Regions from separate parts of the Mus musculus genome. Here all the other regions are linked to region 2. A link is a loop called in an ENCODE intact Hi-C map of the cell type or tissue named here. Cell type or tissue: left cerebral cortex. All regions are shown on one strand.

Region 1 (2,500 bases), 97 kb after region 2:
ATGCCACATCCGTTAGCTGCCCCGCCCCCGTGGCCACTCCAAGCTCCGCCTCCGCACGCGGCACCGCCCTCCCCATTCACGCTGCCTGTCGCCCCGCCCTTCTGCGCACGCGTAACCCCGCCTGTGCGCCGCACCTGGGCACACGGCCACTCCTCCGGCCGCGAGAGCACTGGTGTAGGTTTGCTCCTCCTGGGAGGGAAAGGACAAGGGGCTATTTGGAACTAGTACTGAGTTAGTGACGTGCCCACACCAGCCAATAGGCACTAGGCGGCACGGAACCATGGTTCGAACCGGTGGGCAGGGAAAGAAAGAGATTGTGGAGTGCACTGGCAGTCACACCAGACAAGAGCATTCCTGTTCTGGGCTGGGGCTGGGGCCTGGCAGTCCTAAGAAATTGTTAAGAGGGCCCAGTGCCGAAGGGTAGAGAAGAGGCATCAGGACGGCAAAGTGTGCCCCACCAAGTGAAAGCCCATAGCCTCACTCTGCAAACACATCACAATGGACATTTCTACGTGCTTACAGTATTTATTTACAATACCTTCCTTTGGCAGCTAAAACCGTTAAGTTAATAAAACCGTTTAGAGCTGTAACAAGGGCCGGGCTGGGAAGATGGCTGGGCGGTTAAGAGCACTGACTGATTTTGCAGAGGACCCACATGTATTCCATAATCCCAGTTCTTGAAGGACCTGAAGCCCTGTTCTGAACTCACTGGAGCAGGAGACATGCACATGGTGCATGCATATACACTCAGGCAAAACAACTGCACACAATTTTTTAAAATCTAAGATTAAGAAAAGGATTAACATACAAAAGATTATTCTTTATTACATAATAAATACCCAGTAATATCATGTCTCAACTCCCACCCACCCCCACCGAATAAATACACACTAAAACAGAGACGCATGCGCACTGGCTTGCAAGGGCTCTGGATCCGACTTCACTTCTTATTAGCCTGAGCAGTACCAATGACACACTGGTTCACCTGTGGACAGATAAACAGGGTCACACAAGGTCAAGGGTTACAGATGAGAAGCCTTCCCACTCTGCCCCGTGCTGGGCCCACATCTGAATCTCTGAAGTCTCTGTTATGGAAGCAGGTCCAGCCTGCCCCCTGGAGGGATGGTGATGCTATGTCCACTAAGCCTGGAAGAGACCGGACTGAAAAGACGAAGCTTTATAGTGCTGGCTAGTTTTTATGTCAACATGACACCGGCTACTCCTCATTTGAGAAGAGGGGACCTCAATTGAGAAAATATCCCATCAGATTGGCCTGTGAGCAAGCCTTTTCTTAATCAATGATTGATGTTGGAGGACCCAACCCTAGTGTGGGCCAGTGCCACCCCTGAAAAGGTGGTTCCCCAATGAGGTAAGAAAACCGGCTGAGGAAGCCAAGAGGAGCGAGCAGTAAACAGCACTCCATTATGGCCTAAAGAAGTTACTGATCTGACATCCCTGGACATGGACTAGTTCTTTCTATTTCACCTTGTTTTTGATCATGGAGTTTTATCACATTATTAGAAAGCTAACTGAGACACCTACACAAAAACTACAGTAGCAGAGAGGTCTCCATTTTCAGCAACACCCTGGACTAGACACACCAAAGCACTCCTGTCAAGACATTAAACTCCTTTGAAAACTAGAGCTCCTGGGGCTGGAGAGATGGCTCAGCAGTTAAGAGCACTGACTGCTCTTCCAGAGGTCCCAAGTTCAATTCCCAGCAACCACATGGTGGTTCACAACCATTTGTAATGAGATCTGATGCCCTCTTCTGGTGTGTCAGTGACAGTACACTTACATACAGGAAATAAATAAATCTTTAAAAAAAAGAAAGAGGGGCTGGTGAGATGGCTCAACAAGTAAGAGCACTCAACTGCTCTTCCGAAGGTCCTGAGTTCAAATCCCAGCAACCACATGGTGGCTCACAACCATTTGTAATGAGATCTGACTCCCTCTTCTGGTGTGTCTGAAGACAGCTACAGTGTACTTACATATAATAAATAAATAAATATTAAAAAGAAAGAAAGAAGGAAAACTAGGGCTCCTGAGGAAAAAAAAAATCACCACAGAAGAAAATTGGAGACATAGACTACTAGGTACAGATCAAAGGATACATGAGTGGTGGGATTTTTATTTAGTGGTAGAGAGCTTGCCCAGCCCAAAGAAATGAGACAGGAGCTAACTTGAAGGTCCTCATACTGACCAAAGATGTAGCACTGTGATGATCAAAGACGGATGGGTGTCAAGTATGTACACACCTATAATGCATGCCTTCCTAATAAAAGCTTATGGGCACATATGGAGTCACTCAGGATAGGAACTCAATAATGAAAACCTATAGAGGATTCAGCATCTTGAGGCTGGAGAGACAACTCAGTATTTAAAAGCACTAGCAGAGGACCTGGGTTCAGTTGTTAGCACCTACATGGTGGCTCACAACAACCCACTCCAGTTCCAGGAAATCCAATGCCCTCTTCTGACCTCCTCAGATACCAAGTAC
Region 2 (2,500 bases):
CTCCTCCTCCTCTCCTTTCTTCTCAGGTAGCTGCTCCAGAACCTCCCAGGTTCCTCTGAGAGGAACTGATGTTACCTCAACACCCTGGGCCCTTAGCTTCGGGACATCCTTGGAGGTGAGGGTCTGGGACCCTGAGTCCCCAGTGCCCAGCTCAAAGGCATCATGCCTCGGGTTGGAGGGAGCTGCAGAGAGAACCCTGGGCGGGGGCTCCCTCTTCCCATTAGAGGAAGCTGCAGAGTGGACCTTGGCCCGGGGCTCCTTCCTCCCACGACCTCCCTGGTGGCCCATCATTGGGGAGACAACATCTTGCTCCCATGAGGAGCTGGGCTGGCTCCTGGTCAGGGGCTTGTTAGTGCTCTTAGAACCGCCCTTACTCCCCACCAGGTTTCGGAGAAAGCGCAGCATGGAGGAGCAGCCTAAGATCCGTGACCGAGGGGTCCGCGCCGGGGCTGCCATCCTGAGTGGGACCCCGACTCAGGGAGAAGCCATGGCAGCCAGCCCAGGACCAACTGCTAGCAGAAACCTCCAGTTGGAAACTTCCAGAAGTTCTAGAAGGCAAAGAGGAGGTGGGGGTGGGGGGAGGCTATAACTGGAGGCTGGTGGGGGGGGGTCTACTGGAAGGAAAGCGGGTAGAGGGGTAGAGGGAGCTAGCCAGGGTCCAGCTCAGCAGGTCTCAGAGGAAGGCTGGAGATTGAGGGATGGTGAGACATAACACAACAGCACCCACAGGCTGTGGAAGCCTGGCTGAAGGCAGATAGGGCGGCCGGGGGGGGGGGGGAGGAGGGTGCACACGCTGAGAACAGGACATCATATGCTCCTGTCTATCCATAAACTCCTGTTTACTCTGGGTTTGAGATCAGTCCCTGCAGCTGCCAGGCTGCAGGGATCTAGGACAGCACAAATTCTGAGCTGCCCCTCCTCCTCCTCTTCTTCCTCCCCTTCCCCCTCCTCCTCCTCTCTTTTAGGGTGTTAGTAGCACAGGCTGGCCTCTATTTCATGATCCTCCTGCTTCAGCCTCTTGAACGCTGGGACTGCAGGTCAGCTCATCCTGGTTTTTGTTGTTGTCTGTGGTTTGCTTTTCACTAGAGGGAGAAGATGGAAGAGGAGGCCCGGGAATCAGAGACAGGAAAGGCAGAAAACAGAACGCTTTTCCCCTTGGCTGGGACAGGGCAGGCAGGGGAGGCTGTAGCTGCTTCCAAGCCCGGCCGAGGACCTTCCCCTAAGCAGCAGCCTCCCTGAGCGCCTGCATCCGGCGGCCACCGAGAACTTCCTCTAGAGGGAGCTGGTCATTGCCGGGAGCTGGGACCTCCTCTATGGTCACAAAGTCGCGAGGTTTCCTGGGCCAAGAGGCAACCCGAGGCGGCATCCAGCACCATGAATCCACTGATACCAGTTCCTGCCAGTCAGGCCTGAAACCTTGGCCCCTGGAAGCAGCCAGCAAGCCCTTCGGGGTCTTCGTCTTTGCACGGCTGAGCCATCCCACATCTGGAGCAGAGTCATTCAGGTACACGGGCAGCCAGTGCCAAATCCCACCGTCCTAATCCTGGGCAATTCTGGCCCAGGGTGGGGCAGAAACCTCCATCGGCAACCCGGTGAGGAGGGAGGCCTTGATGTGGCTTCCCTGGGAGGTTCTGAAAGGGAAGCTGCAGGCATGGTTCACACAGGGCCTCTGGCTATACATCAGAAGCGCCCCTTCCTGCCCGGTTCTGGTGGCCCTGGACTTTTATGTGGAAGGAGGGGAGGGTCAAGGTCATGAACAGAGACAGAAATTATACGGTTGATACTCCCTGCTGTACCAGGACACGGACAGTCCTCCCCCAGAATGATTCTAGGTACAGCCTAGTGGTCGGTTGTGAGGAACATGCATCCTGGGCCCAGCCAGTGGACATAATGGGAAGTCAAGGCGACTTGGATGGGGGCCAGGTGGGCCAGGGCAGCACTGGCTGTGGAGGGCTTTTCTGAGACTCTTCCTGCTCTCTAACAGTAAGCCTCCAGGGTGGTGTTATTATTACTATTATTATTTTGAGAGAGAGAGATGTGGATGAAGTCAGCGTCCCCTGGCCCTGCTGGCCTGGGATTACAAGGTACCAGGAAGAGCACCCTATCCCGGAAGGAGCCGTTGGGTAGACTATGCCCAGCAGAGGGTTGTCTTGATGAGGCCTGGCTCTCAGGGATGGCAAGAGGAGGGTCTGTCTGCTCACCCTGTCTCCATCAATGAAGAGGGAGGTGAAGGGGAGCCGGCCCTCCCCCACCCCTTTTCAAAGAGTGCTTCCTGCAGTGATGGAGGTGGCCCACATAGGGGTGGGAACTCTTGAAAGGGTGCAAACTGAAAGTGAAAGGTCTTGCCTCAGGAACTAACCGAACTCTGAGACAGGTCAAAGAGGAAAACGGGCTTGGGTGTGGCTATAACACCAGCCAGCCAATGGCTGAGTCAGGAGGATCAGGGATACAAGACTTTCCTCAGGCTGCCTAGAGGGAACCTGTCTGAAATGAACAAATA
Region 3 (2,500 bases), 110 kb after region 2:
CAGTGCTCTCCCTTTTGGCTGTGAGTATACCAGAAAGTCTCTTCAAGCTGAACACCGACTGTGAGTCAGTCTAGACTGAAATGCTGGTAAACAAAGAATGCAGGCCGGTCTTTCCTGACACCAGAGAGATCAGTCCATTAATTACCACACACATACGCCTCAGATGCTTGTGGTGGAGAAGGGCACCCCCATAAACTAGTCAGCAGTCCAAATGAGCAAAAGGAAGAGGCAGGCGAGGGAATAAGGATCCTCTGGGCCGATGCCCCCATTTCTCCTCTCCCCTTCCTCTATCTCGATCCAGCAGCAACACAACAGGATATCAGCAAGAAATGTACTTTGCGGACAAGCGACAAGGCTTCTCTCAGAACCCTCGCTTCTCCCACAAGGCGATCTGCAAGAACTGAGAAGCACAAACATGTCGAATCCGCTTGAGAATTCGAAATGGGAAATGCTGGAGGGGGATAAGGGACACGGGATGGTAGCGCCTGCACGACTGGAATGGCGGACCAACGTCGCAGCGACTGTCCTGGGACCTCGCCGTGTGTGTGTGTGTGTGTGTGTGTGTGTGTGTGTGTGTGTGTGTGCCCTCACTGACTCGGCCGCTGGTGTCCTGGGCGCGAGGCGGTGCGACCCTCCCCTGCAGGACGGCTTGCCCCGACCTGTCCCCGGGACTCGGGTCTCCGGGCGGCCGGCCTGCGTCCTCCGCTATTGGCGCCAGGCCGTCACCGCCGCACTCACCTGCGCCTGCACGTCCATGGTGGTCCGCACAGGAAGGGATGCAAAGGCAGCAGGCAGGGTGACGAGACCCGCGTCCTCTCAAGGGCTCGCGCCGCAAAACGTCGGAGCCAGGCCAATTCGCCAGGCCAATCGGCCAAGCCAATCCGCCACACCAGTCACTTTTGAATTTCAACCTCCGCGCAGTCAACGCACTTCAATCCGCAGAGGCCAATCCGCGCCGGCGCTGCGGTCGCGAGCCAATCACGGCGCCCTCCGCCTCCGGGGCCACGCCCCCTGAGTCGCGACTCTTCTAGTCCGCCGGAGCAAGAGAACTAGACCCCTTGGATCCTACTTCCGGATCCGCTCTTCCTTATTTCTCCCTCTCCCCCTCCGGAGCGCGGAGCTAGGCCTCTGGTTGCGTCAGAAGTGCGCGTGTGTGGAGGAGTGGCGTGGGGGAGGCAATACGCATGTGCAAAGGTGCCTGAGCGGTGTCGGGGCGGAGCGAGCGCCACCTAGCGGCTGCTGCTGAACCTGCACACCTCCTCGACAAACCTGTAGACTGGAGACTGTTAAACCGAGGTTGCTCTTGGTCCGCTTTCTCAGGTCCGAAAAGTGGGAGCTGGTTGATGGCGCTGACCTGTCCTCAAAAAAGAAAAAAAGTAAAAGAAAAATTGGAGCCCATATCTGGAGATGTAATAAAGTCATAAGTCTAGAGCAGGTCCGGGAGGATAGCAAACTGGTTATCCCTGAAACTCATATAATGTGGAAGGTGAGAACTAATTCGCCACAAAGTTTTCTGTGCCCCTCCTGCCTCCAATAATATATATTATACATAAACAATATGTATTATATACATAAACATATCTTTACACATATACATAATATATACTCAATAATACCTATTATATATAAGCATATATAATATATATAAATAACATAAATTATATATTTATTTTGTTTTTTCGAGATTGGGTTTCTCTGTGTAGCCCTGATTGTCTTGGAATTCTATTTGTAGAACAGGCTGGCCTTGAACTTAGAGATGCCAGGGCTACCCTGTGCCACCATGCCCAGGTCAATAAACAATCTTTTAGATTAAAAAATCAAAACAAAACTATAAGCCAGGCTTGGTGGCACACACCTTTAATCCCAGTTCCCAGTACTCAGAATGCAGAGGCAGACAGATCTCTTGAGTTCAAGGCCAACCGGGTCTACAAAGTAAATTCCAGGGCAGCCAGGGCTTTGTAGAGAATCCCTGTCTTAAATAAAGAAATACACACATGCATACCTGCATACATACATACATACATACATACATACATACATACATACACACATACATACATAACTGGGTAAATAAACAGTATGTTTCTTGACACCAAGTTGTAAATCTACAGCCCTCTTACTTGAGATGTTTCCAAGTCTACAAATGTTAATGAGGGAACACTAAAAAATTTCTGGTTATAATTTTACAAACTGGTTATAATTTTAAACTAGACAGTATTTCCCTAGTGACTTTCTAGAAAAAAAGCAAAAGTTTTATTGTGTGATAGAATATGAGTTTGTCTTCTACTGAAACCTGTTTTGGGAGTTTATCTTTCTTGGCATGAAGCTTGACAGCAAGGTAAACCAACCTGTGAGATTTTACACATGGGATGGACTGACCTGGCCCCTGCAGCCTTGGGATAGGAGCTGGCTCAGGAAGGACTCTGATGCAGCCAGAGCTCCAAGGCTATCAGCTCTGAGAAGGACACATCTGGACAGCAAAGGGAAAACAAATATCTTC

What was found. Hi-C counts contacts between places; a loop is a spot of excess contacts. Peaks named below come from ENCODE experiments on the same cell type or tissue, not always from the same donor. Only the 100,000 strongest peaks of a DNase experiment are listed, where the experiment ranks them.
Region 1: it touches region 2 in a loop (8-fold over the local background); 11 of 42 quality-filtered maps call a loop at or near these places.
Region 3: a loop joins it to region 2, with 5 times the contacts of the local background. A loop is called at or near these places in 4 of 42 quality-filtered maps.

Annotation. Positions count from the first base shown.
Region 1 is chr17:26,930,589-26,933,088 of GRCm38, reverse strand. Kifc5b (kinesin family member C5B) reads right to left here. Exons shown (of 11, transcript NM_053173.2): 11 at 510-985. The coding sequence ends at 941. Among named protein-coding and RNA genes, the nearest start is that of Phf1, 1.3 kb to the left of the region's middle. In left cerebral cortex, CTCF peaks have their summits at 1,124 (motif pointing left) and 1,770 (motif pointing left); DNase peaks (open chromatin) are centred at 62 and 1,110; H3K4me3 peaks cover 504 bases; H3K27ac peaks cover 589 bases.
Region 2 is chr17:27,027,415-27,029,914 of GRCm38, reverse strand. It overlaps Bak1 (BCL2-antagonist/killer 1), which reads left to right and starts at 1,288. Exons shown (of 6, transcript NM_007523.3): 1 at 1,288-1,504. It overlaps Ggnbp1 (gametogenetin binding protein 1), which reads right to left and starts at 656. Exons shown (of 6, transcript NM_027544.2): 1 at 1-656. The coding sequence starts at 456. In left cerebral cortex, CTCF peaks have their summits at 1,273 (motif pointing right) and 1,990; DNase peaks (open chromatin) are centred at 1,276 and 1,842; H3K4me3 peaks cover 1,516 bases; H3K27ac peaks cover 1,985 bases.
Region 3 is chr17:26,915,524-26,918,023 of GRCm38, reverse strand. Kifc5b (kinesin family member C5B) reads right to left here and starts at 933. Exons shown (of 11, transcript NM_053173.2): 1 at 739-933. The coding sequence starts at 756. In left cerebral cortex, a CTCF peak has its summit at 1,238 (motif pointing left); a DNase peak (open chromatin) is centred at 1,095; H3K4me3 peaks cover 808 bases.